2 separate regions of the Homo sapiens genome follow, and region 2 is linked to region 1. The links are chromatin loops, found by intact Hi-C in ENCODE. Cell type or tissue: A673. All regions are shown on one strand. Each heading gives the region's core, and the rest is flanking DNA. Links, peaks and the distances in the headings are about the cores only. Region 1 overlaps LOC102723370 (a long non-coding RNA gene). Region 2 overlaps LOC102723370 (a long non-coding RNA gene).

Region 1 (4,406 bases), core at 128-4,127:
AAATATTTTTCTCGTATGTTTTCTTCTAGAAGTATTAGTTTTAGGTTATACATTTAGGTTTATAACATATATTTGTGTATATGATATGAAGCATAGAATTATGCATATGGGTATCCACATTTTTCATTACCATTTGTTGAAAACATTACTTTTTTTGACAGAATTATCTCTGTAACCTTATCAAAACCCAATTAATCATATATGTATAAATCTGTTTCTCAACTCCATTCTCTTCCCTTAATCAAAGTATCTTAATGTTAATATATTACCTTGATTACATTAATTTTATGGTAAGTTTTAAAGTCTTGTAGTATAAGTTATTTAATTTTGTTCTTTTTAAAAGTTGTGCAATCTAGTCTATATTCTTTGCATTTCTATATGAATTATAGAATTAGCTTGTCAGTTTCTACAAAAGAATCCACTCTGATTTTGATTGGGATTACATTGGCTTTGTAGTTCAATTAGGAGAAAATTAGCATTGCAAGAGTATCAAGTCTTGCTATCCATGAACAATATGTATTATCCTTTTATTTAAGTAATATAATTTCTCTCAGCAAATTTTTATGGTTTTCTGCTTATAGGTCAACCACATCTTTTGCTAGATTTATCCTAAGTATTTCTTATTTGTGGTGCTATTGTAAATAACAGTTTATAATTACAATTTTCAATTGTTCTTTACTAGTTTATAGAAGTAGAAATTTTTTTACATAATAATCTTACGTCTTACAACATTGTCAAACTCACTGATTTGTTCTAGTAGCCTTTTTGTAGATTAAATCACATTTTTTTCTATGGACGGTCATGTTATCTGCAAATAAAGACAGTTTTACTTCTTGTCTTACCTGGATATGTGTTACTGCTTTTTCTTAACTGAATGTGCCAAATAGAACCTTCAGTGTATGTTAAATAGAGCTATTGACAGAAGACTTCTTTCCCTCATTTTTGACTTAAATTGATTAACTGTCTCCTTACTTGCAATGTTTTCAATGAAAAATTTGCCATCTTTCTGTTTTTCTTTATACAAACTGTTTATTTTTTCCTTTGATTACCTAAAAATTATATCATTATTTTTAAAAAATATGATATAATTATGATGTTCCTTGCTATAGTTATCTTCATTTTTCTTATGCTTAGGGTTCATTGAGCTTCTTGGATCTATAACTTTATAACTTTCATCAAATTTGCAAAATTTTCTGCCACTGTGTCACACACACACACATACACATACATACAAACACACATACAATTTTATGTTTGTTTTCCCATCTCTTCTCTTTCAAGAATTCCAACTAAAAGCATGTTAGACTGCTTTAAGTTGTCCAACTGCTTATTGTTTCCCTGGTTATTTTTCCTTATTCTTGTTTCTCTGTGTGTTTTATTTTGGAAAGTTTCCATTGTTAAGCCTTCATATTCAAAGGTTATATTTTTTCTGCAATGTCTAATCTGCCATTAATTCCATCTAGTATATTGTATCTCCAACATTGTAATTTCTATTCCTGGAAGTTTGATTTGTTTCTTCAATGTATTTTCTATGTCTCTTTTGTTTTTTATTTTTTGAGACCTAGTCTCGCTCTGTTGCCCAGGCTGGAGTGCAGTGGCACTATCTCGGCTCACTGCAAGCTCTGCCTCCTGGGTTCAAGCGATTCTCCTGTCTTAGCCTTCCCAGTAGATGGGGCTACAGGCACACACCACCACGTCTGGCTAATTTTTGTATTTTTTAGTAGAGATGGGGTTTCATCATATTGGTCAGGCTGGTCTCAAACGCCTGACCTCAAATGATCCACCTGCCTCGGCCTCCCAAAGTGCTGGGATTACAGGCATGAGCCACCGTGCCCAGCCTATTTTCTGTGTCTCTACTTATATCATGTTCAGTCTTTTCTCTAGCTTAAGAACATGTGGGATACAGTTGTTTAACTGTTTTAATTTCATTGTCTACTAATTCTATAATCTGTGTCATTTTTGGTTACCTTTCCACTGACATTTCTTCTTATTGTGAGCCATAATTTACTGCTTTTTTGCACTTCTAGTATTTTTTTTTTTTTTTTTTTTTTTTTTTTTGACGTAGTCTGTCACTGTCGTCCAGGCTAGAGTGCAGTGGTGCGATCTCGGCTCACTGCAAGCTCCGCCTCCCAGGTTCACGCCGTTCTCCTGCCTCAGCCTCCCAAGTAACTGGGACTACAGGCACCCACCACCATGCCCAGCTAATTTCTTTTTTCTTTTTTTGTATTTTTAGTAGAGACGGGGTTTCACCGTGTTAGCCAGGATGGTCTCGATCTCCTGACCTCTTGATCTGTCCGCCTCTGCCTCCCAAAGTGCTGGGATTACAGGCCATTTCTGGTAATTTTTTATTGGAGGCAAGTCCTTGTGAGTTTTGCCTGTTTGGAATGCTGAATATTTTTTGTATTCCAGAAAATATTATTTAACACATTTCTGGGTTTTGCTTTTAAGATTTGTGTGGAGGGGGAGAGTAGCTTTTATTCAAGGTTTAAATTTTTCTACTACTAAGGCAAGATATTTTTAGTAGTCTAACTGATTTCTTGTGAATTATGAGGCCTCTACTCTGATTGTTGAAAACAGGTTCTATTCCTGCATTTTGTTAAGAGCTGGTCGTTCTTTCTAATTTTTCAGAGGGTTCTTTCTCTGACCTTGGGTAGTTTTACGTGCTGATTGGTACTTAACTAAATACTTGAAGAGGACCCTGTAGGGATCTCTGGCATTATGCCTGTGTAGTTTTCTTCTCTCTGGCACTTTATCCTGTTAACTCTCACCACCCTTGCTTCCACAGAATGCTGGCTCCATCTTCTTGCCTCACTGAGTATAATGAACTTGCCTAAGTTCTCCACCCTTTAATGCAAATTATATGCATCAGAGCCATTAAGCGATGGAAATTATAAAGTTTCTCTCATTTTTTCCATATCTTATAAACTACTGTCCTTTGTTGCTTAATGTCCAATAATTTGAAAGCCATTTTTTATACATTTTGTGTACTTTATAAATTGTTTTTGTTTGGAGATAAATCTAGTTCCTGATAATCTATCTTGACCAGAAATATAAGTTTCACATTATTGATTATTGCTGTTTTAACTGACCACCTTAACATAAAGGCTTTTATTAAGAGGAAATAGAGACATGAATAAATCTAAGGAAGAGGAGAACCTTATAGAGGAAGTAAAACATGGCAAAGACCTAGGCTAAGAATAAGCTTCTACATTTAAAGAATAGCAAGAAGGCTGATGTTGAAGAGGGCTGAACCACAGTGAATGAGGGGAGAGAATAACGAGACAGATTTTCATAGAGTTAAGAAGGTAGGTGATATACAACTGTCTCAGAACTTAGAGTACTTTTCTTCTTATTAGTCCATATTATGGTTCTGATCAGGAGAGTGAACTGTTTGTATGTACATTTTTAAAAGATGACCTTAAATTTTATTTGGAAAATTGACTTTAGGAAGAAATAATAGAAATAGAGAAGTTAATTCAGGAATTGTAATAATCTGGATGAGGGAAGTTGGTAGATTAATGTGTTAACAAGTAGAAAGGGTGAGTAGTGGTCAAATTCACAACGTATTTTAAAGATAGAGATCACAAGAGGTTTCCATGAATTGGAAGTCAGCCATGAGAAAAATAGATAAAGTAAAGCAACTGCTGGGTTTTGGGCTGATGCTATGCTGTTTCATTTGTTCAAATGCAGATTAGAAGAGAAGTCATTCTGAAAGCAAAGTAAGGCAAGAATTTAATTTTGGCCATGTTCAGTTTTGAATTACAATTACACATCGAAGCAGAAATTTAAGTAGCCACTTGGAAAAGCTAGTCTTCTACAAATTAATCTTATGTTGTAGCAGTGAAAACTCACCTCATCCAGCAAGCTGTTTATGACTTCTTCCTCCCTCTACTATTTGCCATGTCTCCTCAGAAGTTTTCACTGGGATTTAGTCTCTGGAAGCAAGGCACACTATAATTCTCCACCACACTCCTCTCTGCAATTCATTATGTAGTTCTCAGTTCTTTTAACCTCTAAGGAAAATTCCTCATATTAACTCTTTAAAAAAGAAATTCTTTTAAGGGATTATATAGTCAGCACCATTATTTTTTAGATAATACAATTATACAACCACTTCCGCCAAAACCCCAAGTTCTGAAATGAGGCTTAATGGTAAAAAGGAAAATTTGATTTCCTTAGGGAAATCCTTAGAATCCCAGAAACAAAGAGGGAAACAAGCATTGTCTCCTCAGTGTCATGTTTACAGTTTTCTTCATATTATTTGCCTCTTATTTCTTCATAACCTTGAAGTTAAGTAAAACTTTATTTGACAAACTGAATAATTCAAGTGTGGGGTTCTACTCTACCCCCTTTATATCACTGTACTAGATATTTTATAAGTTAAAAACAAAGATCTTAATACTTAA
Region 2 (4,406 bases), core at 313-4,312, 120 kb after region 1:
AGAACTGGATAAGGGAATCAGCTACTGAAGCTTCTACCCAGAATGACCGTATCACATCTGTTCACAGATGATGGCCCAAAGCAAGAAATATAACCACAACTATCTTCCAAGTTGAAAGGAAGTTCAATCTTCTGGCACACTTGGCAGGTCAATTGGAATATTTAATAGAGAATACTGATTACTACCATATCTGACATTATGGAACTTGGAACATAGGTAATTAGGTGAAAACAGGCAAGTTTACAGGCAGTTATGATCAGTACAGTCAGTGCTATGATACGGGAAGATCTGTGGGAGGAGCACCTAACTCAGATTTTTGGAATAGTCAAAAAAGAATTACAAGAAAAACTGGTAAAGCCAGAAAGATGAGTACAAATGTAATTTAATAAAGAAGTAATTGAGACAGGGACTGGCAGGAATTTAGACCTGTAAACACCTAAAGACAAAGTATGTTAGAGGATCCAATTAAAAATAGCTGGATAACGGTGTTGGGGAGAGGTGTGCTTGGTAAAATTGGAGAAGCAAGCATTGCTCAAACCATGCAGAGGCGTTGTCAGCCTCACTGATGAGTTAGTGTTTAATCCTGAGAACAGTGAGGGACCATTTGCTAGACTTGAAAAAGATCTCTTGTTGAAGTGTGAAAGATGGATTTTGGTAGGGGGTGACAGTATTCTATTTGCAAGATACTTCCAGTACTTAACATATCCACAGGGTAGTTGTTATTATTTCCACTTCACAGATAAAAAAAAAATCAAAGTTTTAGAAAGGGTAAGTATATTCACAAAGATCATAAGGTTGTTAAGCAGATGCATTCAGAAGGGAGAGTAGAAGAGACTCAAAACCTGAAATGCATATGGTATCGAAGTCCATGCTTTATGGACTTCGTTATGATGTTGCCTCCTGATCATTCTAGAATATAATAACAGCACAAGAAGTGCTTCCATCATGATGAACTTATAACCTAACCTCTTGACCAAAGAGTGGCTTTAATTCACAGGGGAAGTTGGCATAGAAGTGTTTATACTTTACATTTTACCTCATTGACCTGGGTGACTGGGTCAGCATTTGGAAAGGGATGAGGGGACTGCCCCATCACCTCCTCAGTTTCTGTAGGTCATAGGATAAGAGTAGCAATGCTCTTAGTGAGAGAAACTCTCAGGGAAAAAAAATGAGGCTATAATAGGCACTGCTTCAAGTGAACAGTGAGATTTTTCTCCTTGTCAGAAGTGTCTGCTCAATCTAGGAACTAAAGACCAGCCTGGGTGGCTCTTGCCTTTCACAGCTCAAAATAGCAAAAGGCCTGGATGCATAAATACAGTGAGATCTGACAAGCCGGTAAAGAGGACAGCTTACTTTCTGTACCTCCCTTGGTACCACAATCCAAGGATGAGATACAACTAAAGTTGATTTCCATATATCACACTGCAATCTTTTCTAAGATTGATTTTCAAAATTGTTGCTCATGGGGGTGTCATTTGTTCAAATACATAGTCCAAGTTGTCCTTCACTTGAGATTCCAGTTGTTCTCAGAAGCTGCCTTTGAATCAAAGTTCTAGTTTTCAATTTTTGCAATTGCCTTTGCACTTTCCCTCATGCTTCCAGGGGTCCAGGTTAATAATGTTGGCAGCTTCCAGTGTTTGATCAGTTATTTATGATATCTTAAAATAAGTACTAACTGTGCATTTCTCTGGTATAATTTTGATAAGATTTGTTTTAGCTAAAACAAAAATTAAAATGTACAACACAATTCATTAATGGTTACTGAAAGTCTTCAATGCATTAAAACATTTGAATTTAAAATAGGTTATTATGATAGAGATTTGTATGTGTGTAGATGAGAAAAATTTGGAAGATGTTTACATATAGTGATCATCATATAATTAGCTTCTTTGGGAAAAGAATTATCTTATTCACTGTTCACACATGGAGATACTCGGAGGGTATGAATTGAACAAATGAACAATTTGAGTTGCTATAGAAGTGATAATAATCCCTTTATATTTCTCTACCACTTGAACTATTTGCTGAATTGAATAATCTCATCTTCAATCTCATTTGAATATTTTGAATATCCTACGAAGTATATGGGCTTGATGTTGTTATCCCTATCAGGGAAGATCCTGCATCTATCTGATCATGGATACAAGGAATTTAAATACAGATCTTTTCATAACCACTCCACTGCACCAGGCATAATCTGCAGCATTGCTTTAAAAACAATTACTTGATTTAAGAAAAATTGTGAATAGATACAGGTTTTCTTTGCCTTCTGAACCCTATCATTCAAATACCCTTTTTTACCTTGGGAATTTCTAGTGAAGCCTGTGTGAAGCCCTCTGAATGCTTTTTCCTCTTAGGTATTCTCTCCTCAAAGCTTCTTCTCAGAAAGGATCTGAGAAATGCTGTCATACCAAATCATAGCTTAATAGTGACCTCTTTTGGAAGGTTTTGTTTTTAGCAGAGTATATTACACAATCTGGTACTGTTCATTGTCTTCCCTGGTCTTAAAGTGCAGCTGGTGTGTCATATCACTATACAAGAAGCTCGTAAGAGCCAGCTCACTATGGTCAAGATCCTTGGACCAGGGGCTGGCCCAGATTGCCCTCCTGCTTGTCACCTTGACCTGCTCTTATAGTGCATGCCTTCCATGGCATCATAATGTGGACCCTCCTATGTGACTCAAAACCTTCCTATTTTTGTCGACTATTTGGACATTTTTCTGCAGCTTCCCTACATCACTTAGTCAGGATAGATAACCTGCAGCTTCCCTACATCACTTCCCATTTTTCTGCAGCTTCCCTACATCACTTAGTCAGGATAGATAACCCACTGTTAGCAGATATATATCAAATAGGTATCATTTCTGCCCACCATCAACAGCAGGATTTCTGGCATCAACCACCAATAGGAGGAGTTGGGGAAAATAAAAGAACATTCTAGAGCTTCTGATATCACATTTGTTCTGCATCTGCTTAAGACTTATGGCTATAACCTGTTTATCATAGCTGATTTCTTCAGTGAATGGAAGGATGTAAAAACTGCTTAAAATATTGATAGCATCCTTTCCACAAGCTCTTGTTTATCTGCCTTTTGTCCTCCCTACTCACTGCCCCTGTATCTTCATTGTTCTAATACTCACTGCTTCCAATTCCAGCTCGCCAACTCCAAACACCACATTGTTTGCACAGCGTGCAAATGGCAACCTTACCTGATATCTGACCTAAACTCAGGGTTTGGCACCCCAGTCTAAGCCTATCAGCCTAGTCCCAAATTTATCCAGGAAAGGAAGATCAGAAAACCCTTATCATGTTCTTCTGGTATTTTCTAACCTTAGAATTCCTGACTCTAAAAAATTAGACATCTAACCCTTTTCCCTGCCAAAATTTCTGAGTCCAAGTAGTGCCTTGATTATTTTCTCTCCTCTCTCATATAGGCCCTGGTATAACAATGCTGATTCATACATTATGATGACAATAACAGGCAATTAAATCGAGTATTGAGATGATAATTTATGGAGTATATGAAACTTAAAATCAAAACTTAAATATACCATTATCTCCATCATAAGGAACAATTAAGATATAAAAGCAGTTTACAAAAATGAAATGTTTAGGGAAAAGTGATTGAATAATGAGTGATGATAATAAAGAATTTACAAAATATGTATACAATCACACTTAAAACTAGGGGAAAATTACTGTTGGTATTGGAACCGAGAGATATGACCTAAAGACATATGAGATTAGGACAGAATGACAGTCGCTCCAATAGAACTGTCTATTCATGTTCAGAATGAAATTTTAGAATATAAGCTGTATTTTCCCCTTCAGTCTATGTAGATTTGTTTTTCCTCCTGTGGGTTCTCTGCAAGTCAATGTAACAGTCCCAACCACTTGCCAATTAAGCAAGAGGAGAATATTATTGTAAACAAGAACAAAAAGATACTAGTACACTCAGAATACCATACCATGTATAAAGACAAAAACGGGACTCTCTTAGTCTGTTTTGCTATGACAAAATACCTGAGGCTGGGTAATTTATTTTAAAAAGAGACTTATTTGGCTCATGATTCTGGTGGCCAGAAGTTCAGAATTGAACAGCTATTTGGTGCATACCTCGTGATGCTTCCACTCATGGTGGAAAGCCCAAACTGGGGAGTGTATGAAGAGATTACATTATGGGAGAGGCTAAGAATTCCTTTTGTAGAACCATAACTATTCCATTCCCATAAGAGAGAGAGCTCACTCCGCCTGGTGGGAGGGCATTCATCTACTCATGAAGGTCCTGCTCTTATGACCCAACTACCTCCCACTATTTCCCATCTCCTAATGCTGCCTCACTAGCATGACACATTAACATGACAGTAACATGAGTTTTGGCAGAGACAAACCACATCCAAACCACAT

The links. Hi-C counts contacts between places; a loop is a spot of excess contacts. Peaks named below come from ENCODE experiments on the same cell type or tissue, not always from the same donor. Only the 100,000 strongest peaks of a DNase experiment are listed, where the experiment ranks them.
Region 2: a loop joins it to region 1, with 2.1 times the contacts of the local background. A loop is called at or near these places in 1 of 110 quality-filtered maps.

What each region holds. Positions count from the first base shown.
Region 1 is chr11:21,870,142-21,874,547 of GRCh38, forward strand. All of the region lies in intron 2 of LOC102723370 (a long non-coding RNA gene), which reads left to right. Among named protein-coding and RNA genes, the nearest start is that of ANO5, 320 kb to the right of the region's middle. In A673, for the core only: a CTCF peak has its summit at 1,659 (motif pointing right); DNase peaks (open chromatin) are centred at 1,660, 2,760 and 4,000; H3K4me3 peaks cover 1,104 bases; H3K27ac peaks cover 2,462 bases.
Region 2 is chr11:21,986,218-21,990,623 of GRCh38, forward strand. The region is part of intron 3 of LOC102723370 (a long non-coding RNA gene); the gene reads left to right. Among named protein-coding and RNA genes, the nearest start is that of ANO5, 200 kb to the right of the region's middle. In A673, for the core only: a CTCF peak has its summit at 2,435 (motif pointing left); a DNase peak (open chromatin) is centred at 2,434.